2 separate regions of the Homo sapiens genome follow, and region 1 is linked to region 2. A link is an interaction called in ENCODE POLR2A ChIA-PET data of the cell type or tissue named here. Cell type or tissue: OCI-LY7. All regions are shown on one strand. Links, peaks and the distances in the headings refer to the core of each region. The heading gives the core; the rest is flanking DNA. Region 1 overlaps NHSL3 (NHS like 3). Region 2 has its middle 7.8 kb from the start of AK2.

Region 1 (5,371 bases), core at 318-5,317, 290 kb before region 2:
TTCCTGGAGTTCTGGTCCATATGCCTTCCATACCACCTACTTCTTCCCACCAGTCCTAGCCTAGCCTGTCCTGTGTTCTTGGCAGTGGGCAGTACTCCTCCCACAGGATCCTGGAGCAAGCACTGCCTTTGCAGTGAAAGTATTTATGCGCTATCATCACTACCTCCGTCAGTATGCAAGCGTCACCGTTGCTACTACAGCTAATCTACAAGCCCCACCATCTCCACCTCCACCAGTTTCTATTAAACACATAGGTACACCTACTATGTGCTGAGCCTGGGGTTACTCAAAGGAGTCAGACAATCACTGCTCTTCAGGAAACTGTTCTGGTTGGAAAGGCAGACACTAAAACTATTGTCTGAAGGCAAGTTCTGGGATGGTGAACACGGGGTGCAGGGGAGCCCTGGGGTGTGATCAGTACTATATCAGAAGGCAGCACTAATGTCTGTGGGGCCTTCATTAAGGAAGCACTGAGCTGGGGGAAGAGGGGGTGCAAGGAAGACTTCATGGAGGAGCAGCATGTAGAGCAGGGCATTGAGAATGAAAAGGCACCTTTCAGGCCAAGGTGGAAGAGGGGATGGCAGGTGTGAACGCCTGGAGTTGTGTGCTGGAGGGTGGCAAGCAGTTTTGTGTGGTTGTAGCTCTGAGAAGAAGATTCTCATCTCAGAGATGAGGTCGGAGATGAGGCTGAACTGGTGGGCAGGGGCAGCTCCTCCAACGCTTCTTGTGAAGGCCAAGGAACCTGCCACACTTCAGAAATCCTTTGAGCCTCTTCACATACCTGTCCTCACTTAATTCATGCCAAGAAATTTAGACTTTATCCTTGGGTATTCCCTCTACTCCCCCATACTAACTGTTCTTTTTATGGGCCCCAGTTTCCCTATCTATATAAATTCAGGGAATTGGCTAGCTGATCTCCGAGGTCTTTTTCAGCTTTGACACTAGGACCATTTTCTCTGTGCAAAGTGTACACGCAGCTTGGTACACAGTGTATGCTCAATGAATATTTTCTATGGGTGAATAACTTGCCAGCCTTTCAAGGACTGCACTGTTGTCAACCTGAGACTCTAGCAAGAGAAGGGCCTCAGAGAGAGTTGGGTTTAGCTTTGACTCTCACATTTTGCAGGGAGGGAAGAGGGTTTGCTGGAGCCATCGGGCATAAGAGGTAGCACGGTATAGTGGAGGGGCTTGTTCTGGTGGCAGGAAGGATAAGCCATGTGGGGTCTAGAACTGAGGGCTCTAGACTTCCAGCCCAGTGCTCTCTCTGCTCTACCATGTTGCCTCTAGTTGGAGAGACAGGGCAGAAGTGATGGTAAAGAAGAGTTATTGCCCAGGCAATGGGGCCCTGGGCAGGTCCCTCAGCACAAGGACACCTGTGATGAGGAGACAGAGGTGGGAGCGCCAGGCAGCCTAGAAGGCTTTTCTTCTCTCTGTTTTTAATTTTTCACTCTGTCACCCAGGCTGGAGTGCAGTAGCGTGATCTTGGCTCACTGCAACCTCTGCCTCCCAGGTTCAAGCGATCCTCCCACCTCAGCCTCCCAAGTAGCTGGGATTACAAGCATGAGCCACCACGCCTGGCTAATGTTTTGTGTTTTTAGCAGAGATGAGGTTTTACCATGTTGGCCAGGCTAGTCTCGAACTCCTGACCTGAAGTGATCTGCCCGCCTTGGCCTCCCAAAATGCTGGGATTACAGGTGTGAGCCACAATGCCTGGCGTTTTTAAAGAAAAAAAAAACATGCACACACACACACACACACACACACACACACACACACACACACACACACATATATATATATATATATTTTGGTTTTTTTTTTTTTGAGACGGAGTCTTGCTCTGTCACCCAGGCTGGAGTGCAGTGGTGTGATCTTGGCTCACTACAACCTCCACCTCCTGGGTTCAAGCGATTCTCCTGCCTCAGCCTTCTGAGTAGGTGGGATTACAGGCATGTGCCACCAAGCCTGGCTAATTTTTGTATTTTTAGTAGAGACAGGGTTTCACCATGTTGGCCAGGCTGGTTAAAAAAATATTTAACAGGCCGGGTGGTGTGGCTCACGCCTGTAATCCCAGCACTTTAGGAGGCCAAAGCAGGCATATCACCTGAGGTCAGGAGTTTGAGACCAGCCTGAACAACATGGTGAAACCCCGTCTCTACTAAAATTACAAAAATTAGCCGGGCATGGTGGTGCGCACCTGTAGTCCCAGCTACTCGGGAGGCTGAGGCAGGAGAATCGTTTGAACCGGGCAGGTGGAGGTTGCAGTGAGCCGAGAGCGTGCCCCTGCCCTCCAGCCTGGGTGACAGCGAGACTTGGTCTCAAAAAAATAAAAAAAATAATAAAAAAAGGACCTACCTTACACAATTGTGGATAAAATGAAGTAATGCATGAAAGCGGTTAGCACAGAGCCTGGCACATAGTAAACACTAAGTAAAAGGGTGCTACTATTTTGAACACTGTAACTACAGAAATACAGTCAGTTCGATACATTTGTACACACAGGCACGTGACAGTCACGGGGAGGTGGCTGGTGGGCTCTAGCGGCAGCAGGGCTGCGGATCCGCGTTCTCCCAGCTCCATTGCACTCCTCAGAGCGGTAGCCTCTGGGCTGAGAGAGTGGGCAACCCGCCTGCCCCACCTGGACTGGCCAGGCCTTCCCCTGTGCGCCCTAGGCTGGGCGGCTCAGCCGGTCTCCCAGGTCCCGGGAGGGGCGGAGCCGACGGGATGCGCGCCAGGCCCCGCCCCTCCTCCGGGCCCGCCCCCGGCCTGGCCATTGGCCGCAGAGCTCGGGGGCGTGGTCGAGCTGGGGCTGGGGGCGCCCGCGGTGCCCGCCCGCGAGTCTCGCTGCCTCCCTCCCGGGGCTGCGGGCCCGGCGGCCGGGCTGGCTGGGCCGCGCTTGGGTTCCCGCGCCGGCTCCCGCACCCGCAATGGGGAACTCACACCACAAGAGGAAGGCCCCCAGCGGTCCCCGGGTCCGCAGCTTCTGGCGGTTCGGGCGGTCGGCGAAGCGGCCGGCAGGTAGGGGCCGGGGTGGGGGCGGGGCAGGCAGGGAGGAGGGTCCCTACTGCGGTCGTCGCCACCGCTGCTGCCCCCTCCCGGGGCTTGGAGGGTGTGAGTGTGGGGGGGTCGGGAATCCCCGCGCAGACCCCACCCCTCACAGGCACACGGAGACACACGTACACGGTAATACCTACGGGCGGGCACACGTACATGTTCGCAGTTTACACAGTCACACGCACAACACCCACTCAAATGTACGGACACGCAGACACAGGATCACATACACCATCACACCCACACTCTCGTACCATCGCAGTAGGACGCACACAGCCTGAGACATAGGTACATGTATACCTATGCATGCGGTTTACACAGCCACACGAACTACACCCACGCGCAGATCCAGACACACAGGCACACAGTCGTTCACACACATCGGTCATGTGGGTACAGTTGCCCAGCGTCTTAGGCACACAGATGTACACACAGGTTCATAACTGCACAACCAACCGGACTCGCATTCAGGCTCACAGCAGACCCTAAGGCACTCGGACACACACGCTTATTTCCCAGATCTTAGCCCCCAACAGGCTGAAGGCTGAAAGTTTGTAGGAGGGAGGGGAGACAAAGGTGGAAGGGAGAAGCTGGAAACCCGGGGCTGGAGTCTGGGGACCGCCTCCATCTGGCGCGATCGGGAGTCGGACTGGTTTTCTTGGCTCCCTCCCTACCCCCACCCGCGCCACCGCGACTTCTCCCCGCCTCCCCCCCTCCCCCGTCCCCACGGTCCCCGAGGTCGCCGCCGCATCTCCCCCTTTCAATGCAGCCACCGAGCTGGAACGCAGCCCTTGCCGGCTGCTGCGGGATCCCTCCGCGGGTCACATTCCAGGCTCCAATGGGGAGGGGAGGGAAAGGGGAAGGCCTCCAATCCCAAGAGATGGGATTCCTGTTTCCCCCAACAAGTGCGGCAGTTCAGGGTATCCCCGAGGGGCGCTGAAGGAGGGGCTATCGAGAGTGCCTAGTTACTGGTGAATCCAGAGATGGGGGAAGGGCAGGGTGATGGTACCATTCCCTCCTCCCCAAGATAGAGGGTCTTCAACATAGGCAGGCACTTTAGCGATACCTGTTGGTCTGGGGGAGTGAGGAAATCCCAGAGGAGGTGGAGTGAAGGGGGCCCTGCTGTGGTGGGAGAATCTACGGGTGTATTCCCAGGATGGCCCACATTCCTAGAGATTCCGAACCGGAGCTTGATGATCTCATCGCTCCATGGAGGGGGTGGTGGAAAGAGCCTGGGCTGGGAAGTGGGGGACCTCTCCTCTCAATGAGGCTGTGGAATAGGCCCTGGTGACCTTGAGCAGATTCCTTTCACTTGTCTGGACCACTCTGGCTCCTACAGGGGTTCTGTCTGTGAAATCAGGGGCCCTAGGTGACTTCTTGGGACACTTACTGTTCTGGCTAGCCATTTCATGGATGACGAGACTGAGGTCCAGGAAAGAGGGACTTGTCCAAGGTCATTTGCCTGTGGTGGTTTGAGGTAGTAATATAATCAAAATGACAATAAGAAAAGGGTTAACTAAGTTCAGTTAGGCTCTTTGAGGATTTCTCAGAAGGTAGGTGTTGATGAGAATCTCCAGGACCTTCCAGCACTCTCCCTGCCCCAGCAGTCCTGAAAGCCCTGTCTGTGCCTACCTGTCTCTCCTAGAATCTGCACTAAGGGGGCAGGGCTGGGGCTCTTCATCTGTCCTCTGATGGTCGCTCGGATCTGATGGTTTCCTAGGAACTAACTGTGGGCCCAGACTTGTGACCATTTGTGATGGAGGAGAGAGAAGATAAGAAGGCTGTGTTTATAGTCTCTTGCCTACTGGCCCTTGAGGAAGTGGCCTGGGGCTTCCAGCAACACTTGTGAGCTTCCAGTTCCTGCTGCAACTTATGGGTCAACTCAAGCTTTAAGGCGTTCTGAAAAAAATTAGAAAGCAATGTCAAGACAACACAGAAATTAAGTGTGAGGGGCTAGGAAATATTCTAGGCAATATATCAAAAGCCTTCTGGGTTGGGGTCAGCTTTAGAAAACTGAGGAGATGGTCCTAATTTGTCTTTGAAGTAATCACAGGATTGAAATTAGTCCTAAATTGTTGGTTAAATGAGAGAACCAGGGATTTGTTTCAGCTGTGGGGTATGGCCGTGAGTAAAGGCATGGAGTTGAGGTCAGGCGAGGTGGTTTATGCCTGTAATCCCAGCATTTTGGGAGGCCGAGATGGGAGGATAACTTGAGCCCAGGAGTTTGAGAGTAGCTTGGGGCAACATGACGAGACCCCCCCCCCCCGCCCATTTCTACAAGAAATAAAACAGTATCTGGGCGTGGTGGCACATGTGC
Region 2 (5,371 bases), core at 265-5,264:
CTTGTAATCCCAGCACTTTGGGAGACTGAGGTGGGCGGATCATTTGAGGTCAGGAGTTCAAGACCAGCCTAGCCAACATGATGAAACCCCATCTCTACTAAAAATACAAAAATTAGCTGGGCGTGGTGGCGGGCACCTGTAATCCCAGCTACTCAGTAGGCTGAGGCACGAGAATCCCTTGAACCAAGGAGGTGGAGGTTACAATGAGCCGAGATTGTGCCACTTGCACTCCAGCCTGGGTGACAGAGCGAGACTCCATCTAAAAAAAAGAAGAGGCCGGACACGGTGGCTCACACCTATAATCCCAGCACTTTGGGAGGCTGAGGTGGGTGGTTCACCTAAGGTCAGGAGTTTGAGACCAGCCTGGCCAAAATGGTGAACCCCTGTCTCTACTAAAAATACAAAAAAATAGCTGGGCGTGGTGGCGGGCACCTGTAATCCCAGCTGCTCGGGAGGCTGAGGCAGGAGAATCGTTTGAACTCGGGAGGCGGAGGTTGCCGTAAACTGAGACTGTGCCATTGCACTCCAGCCTGGGCAACAAGAGTGAAACTCTGTCTCAAAAAAAAAAAAAAAAGAAAAAAAAAGAAAGAGAAAAGAGGGCTATGATGATTTTCTAGCACTGCCTGGGATCAGGAGGAAAAGTTTAACTTGGGGGTCCAGAATTCATAACCCCACTTTTCTCTCAGTAAATGCATATGTCAAGCAGCTTTGTCAGTAAAAAGAGTGATATTCTGATCTCCCTGTGCCTTATTTCTGTGGTTATCCCCTCATTTGGGTCTAAACGTGGGTGAGACCACCCCAAAACCCAACAAACAATTTCTTATGGATGCTATGATTTAAATGACTCAGTTCCAACCAGTTTCTATATCTGTCATTCTGCTCAAGACATTAATTTCTGGCTTGGCTTGGATCTCCTGTTCATCCCTTGGCAATGGTGTAAAGGACCTTAATTGACAGTTCCCTCCAGACTACAGAGAATGGAAGAAGTAGTTTCCCAGAAGCAAATTGTGGCAGTTTCCAAAATAAGAAAGAGATACTGAGCAGGCAGAAACAACAGATGTCCTCTGCAGGGAACTATTGCAAAGGCCCAGGAGAAAGAAAATGCAGGCCTAGACTATGGAGGTAGAATTAATGGGACTTGACACCAGACCAGATGGGGATAAGAATGACTGAGTTGAGGGGCCAAGCGACTGGGGGGGATGATGGTGCCATTAGTATTCATCTCATTCATTCATTAGCTGATTCATTCAACATGCATTTAATGAGCATTTATTATGTGTCTAGTATTGTGCTAGATGCTAAGGATCCAGTGGTAAATAATGAGGCCAGGGTCGGTCTAGGCACAGTGGCTCATGCCTGTAATTTCAACACTTTGGGAGGCCGAGGTGGGAGAATTGCTTGAGGCCAGGTGTTTGAGATCAGCCTGGGCAACATGGCCTGGGCTTGAGCAGTGGGAGGTCCTGCCTGGGACTTTGACCCTTGAGGGACAGAAAGGAAGGGGCAGGGTCTGTTCTTGGCGGGGAGGTGAGAGTCCAGCAGCAGTGGGTGGACAATGACCAGTCATGTCTGTCCAAGTAGTCTTTTCCTGTACCATGTCTTTGGCTGTGTTCTTAGCCTAATTGCTTTTGGTTTCTACTCATGTTTGAAATTTGTGAGAACCCCAGAAAAAATTTAAAAAATTAGCCCGGTGTGGTGGTATGCACCTTTGGTTCTAGCTGATAGAGCAGGAGTATCACCATCTTGGACAAGCACGGCCATTTTAAAATTCACCTTAATCAAAAACCGTCTAAATCCAAAGGGCATCAGCCTAATGGCTTAGGTCAGCATGACCATAAACCACAAATAACATCTCCAACCAGAAACATTCCAAACTCCTCCTCAACCAGAGACATGCTAGCCCCGAAATAACCCCCCTCCAGCTGGGAAGATGCCAGCCCTGAATATAACCCCACACCTGCTGAAAAGATGTCAGCCTCAAGATAACCTCCCCTCTGCCCAGAACATTCCAATCCCGCCATAAACTTCTCCCCAACACATAAACATTCCAAGCTTGTAATAAGCCCCCTCACCCTAAAACCAATATATATCTCTGTAAGAGAAAGCACTCCTTATTTTTTCTCTAAAATAAGCTTGTCTTTAAGGGGTTAAGTCACGTTTCGTGTTTCTTTCTTCTTTCTTAACTCTTACACTAGCTACTTGGGAGGCTGAAGTGTGGGAATCACTTGCTGCCAGGAGGTTGAGGCTGCCATAAACTATAATTAGCCCATTGTACTCCAGCCCAGGTGACAGAGCGAGACCCTGTCTCTAAAAACAAAACAAAAGCAAGGTTTCCACCTTTAGAAAACTCTCCACTTCGGGCTGGGCGCAGTGGCTCACACCTGTAATCCCAGCACTTTGGGAGGCCGAGGCGGTCAGATCACCTGAGGTCAGGAGTTTAAGACCAGCGTGGCCAGCATGGTGAAACCCTGTCTCTACTAAAAATACCAAAATTAGCCAGGTGTGGTGGCATGTGCCTGTAATCCCAGCTACTTAGGAGGCTGAGGCAGGAGAATCACTTGAACCTAGGAGGCAGAGGTTGTAGTGGGCTGAGACTGTGCCACTGCACTCTAGACTGGGTGACAGAGCAAGACCCCATCTCAAAAAAAAAAAAAGAAAAGAAAAGAAAACTCTCCACTTCTACAGAACTTGCAGTCAAGCGGGGGAAAAAAACAAAAAAAACAACAAATAAGACATTGACGGAGTCTGTGCTGGGAAAGGTACAGGCTTCAGTAACAGCACAATAGAGGAGCCCCCAGCTCAGATTTGAGGGGAAATGATGTGTAAGTGAGATGAAACCTTAAGAACAAGGAGGATTTGCTTAGGGAAGAGAGGGAAGAAGGGTATTCTAGACAAAGGGAATGGCATGTGCAAAGGCCTGGAGTTAAGAAAGATTATGACAAGAGGTTGGGCGTGGTGGCTCATGCCTGTAATCTCAACACTTTGGGAGGCCGAGGTGGGCAGATCACCTGAGGTCAGGAGTTCAGGACCAGCCTGGCCAACATGGTGAAACCCCATCCCTACTAAAAATACAAAAATTAGCCAGGTATGGTGGCGAGCATCTGTGATCCCAGCTACTCGGGAGGCTGAGGCATGAGAATCACTTGAACCTGGGAGGCGGAGGTTTCAGTGAGCCAAGATCATGCCACTGCACTCCAGCCTGAGGGATAGAGCAAGACCCTATCTCCAAAAAAAAAAAAGAAATATTATAGAAAGTTGAGGGGAACTGTGATATTTGGCAGAGGAACACCCCTCTTGTGTTGTGGAAATCCTTCACTGCAAGGAACTTGGGGGAAAACAGAGCCACCCTGCAGAAGCTGAAAGGGCAGACTCTTGCCTGCCTTCTTGGCAACAGGGGAGTGAGCACGTGACCAGGCTTGGCCAGTGGGATGTCCTGCCCAGGACTTTGACTCTTGAGGGAGAGAGAGGAAGGGGCAGGGCCTGTTCTTGGTGGGGAGGTAAGAGTCCAGCCTCAGTGGGTGGACCGTGGCCAGTGGTGGCTGTCCAGGTAGGCTTTTCCTGTGCCATGTCTTTGGCTGTGTTCTTAGCCTAATTACTTTTGGTTCCTACTCATGTTTGGAATTGGTGAAAACCTCACAGTATTCAATAAATTCCTTCACTGCTTAGGTTAGCCACCAAGACTTCTGTTTGGTACAGAGTTGAAAGAGGGTCAGTCTGGCTGGAGTTACAACTCAAGAGGGTAAGGAAAGAAAAAAGGGGGAGAGGAGACAGGGTCCTATGGGAAATTCTCTTGGGGGCTTTTGTGGGAGGCTTTGCTTTCCAGGAAAAAGAGATGCACAAGAAGAAAAACTCCCTTCCTGCCTGCCTCAGGGATGATGCAGCGCTTGAAATGTAGCAGCTATCTTGGGACCAGGAGGGGAGAGCTGCGAGACTCAGAGGGAAGCTGACCTAGGGTCTGACATCACTGAGCTGCTGAATTAAGCAACTCAGATGTCACCTTCTTCCACACTTCCTGTGATGAGAGATAAACCCCTAATGTTCAAACCGCATCTATGTCGGCATTCTGATACTCACTGCCCAAAGCACCTTATGTGACATGGCAAGTAACTTAACCCTGCTGGGCCTCAATTTCTCTTTGCAAAATCAGGATGCCGATACCCACTTCACAGGATCACAGTGAGTATCAGATTACATAATGGATGTAAAGTACTTAGCACGGTGCCCTACTCATGGTAAGCACTCAGTAAATGTTAACTATTACTACCTGCGTCAAAGACATAGAGGAGATGAGCTTGTTTTGTGGGAGGGTAGAGAGGAGAGAAGAATGACGACTAAAAGCTGGGAAGCCAACACTTGAGGGGAAAGGAATCAGAGAATGACTAGAGACTAAAGAAGAAAACCTGAAATTTCATTCTACCCACCACATCCTTTTTTTTTTTTTTTTTTAAGACGGAGTCTCACTCTGTTGTCCAGGCTGGGGTGCAGTGGTGTGACCTTGGTTCACTGCAACCTCTGCCTCCGGGGTTCAAGCAATTCTCCTGCCTCAGCCTCCTGAATAGCTGGGATTACAGGTGCCTGCTACCATGCCTGGCTAATTTTTGTATTTTTAGTAGAGGTGGGATTTCACCATGTTGGCCAGGTTGGTCTTGAACTCCTGACCTCAGATGATCCCCCACCTTAGCCTCCCAAAGTGCTGGGATTACAGGCATGAGCCACCGTGCACGGCCACCACATTCTTTTTCTTTTTCTTTCCCCTTTTTTTTTTTTGAGACAGAGTTTCACTCTGTTGCCCAGGCTGGAGTGCAGTGGCTCGATCTCAGCTCACTGCAACCTCTGCCTCCTGGGTTCAAGCGATTCTCCTGCCTTAGTCTCCCAAGTAGCTAGGATTACAGGTGCCCACCAACAGACTCGGCTAATTTTTATATTTTTAGTAGAGACGAGGTTTCACATGTTGGCCAGGCTGGTCTTGAACTCCTGACTCAAGTGATCCACCCACCTCGGCCTCCCAAAGTGCTGGGATTACAAGCATGAGCCAATGCCCTCAGCCCATTCTATCAATTTTTATCTGCCCTGTAAGGCCTTTGTTGATCTTTCCTTCCTTCCCAAGCCTGGCCTTTGTCCCATCTCTTCACTTAACTCTGTTAAATGTGGGGTTCATGATATCAGCTTGACAATCCCAGATTCTTTCATTCAGGAATTCTCTGGACATGCATCAAATATATCTCTTGGAGACACTCTCATTTCCAGGAGTTCCCAGTTGATATGCAAATTAGGCCTTTATAGTTACTTCCAGACACTTGGAAACTGTGAGTAAAGCTTCTCCAGTCTGCCTCTCCAGTCTATTCTATTAACCACTATGCTATGTTGTCTCTCA

The links. ChIA-PET counts read pairs that join two places held together with the same protein. Peaks named below come from ENCODE experiments on the same cell type or tissue, not always from the same donor. Only the 100,000 strongest peaks of a DNase experiment are listed, where the experiment ranks them.
Region 1: POLR2A ChIA-PET joins it to region 2 with 5 read pairs; 2 of 35 experiments call an interaction of 5 or more read pairs at or near these places.

Annotation. Positions count from the first base shown.
Region 1 is chr1:32,751,163-32,756,533 of GRCh38, forward strand. The region is part of intron 1 of NHSL3 (NHS like 3); the gene reads left to right. Among named protein-coding and RNA genes, the nearest start is that of NHSL3, 12 kb to the left of the region's middle. RefSeq lists a silencer at 2,620-2,879 and an enhancer at 3,003-3,516. In OCI-LY7, for the core only: no CTCF peak of the experiment used is centred there; a DNase peak (open chromatin) is centred at 2,749; H3K4me3 peaks cover 1,010 bases.
Region 2 is chr1:33,041,987-33,047,357 of GRCh38, forward strand. No RefSeq gene overlaps it. Among named protein-coding and RNA genes, the nearest start is that of AK2, 7.8 kb to the left of the region's middle. In OCI-LY7, for the core only: no CTCF peak of the experiment used is centred there; no DNase peak of the experiment used is centred there.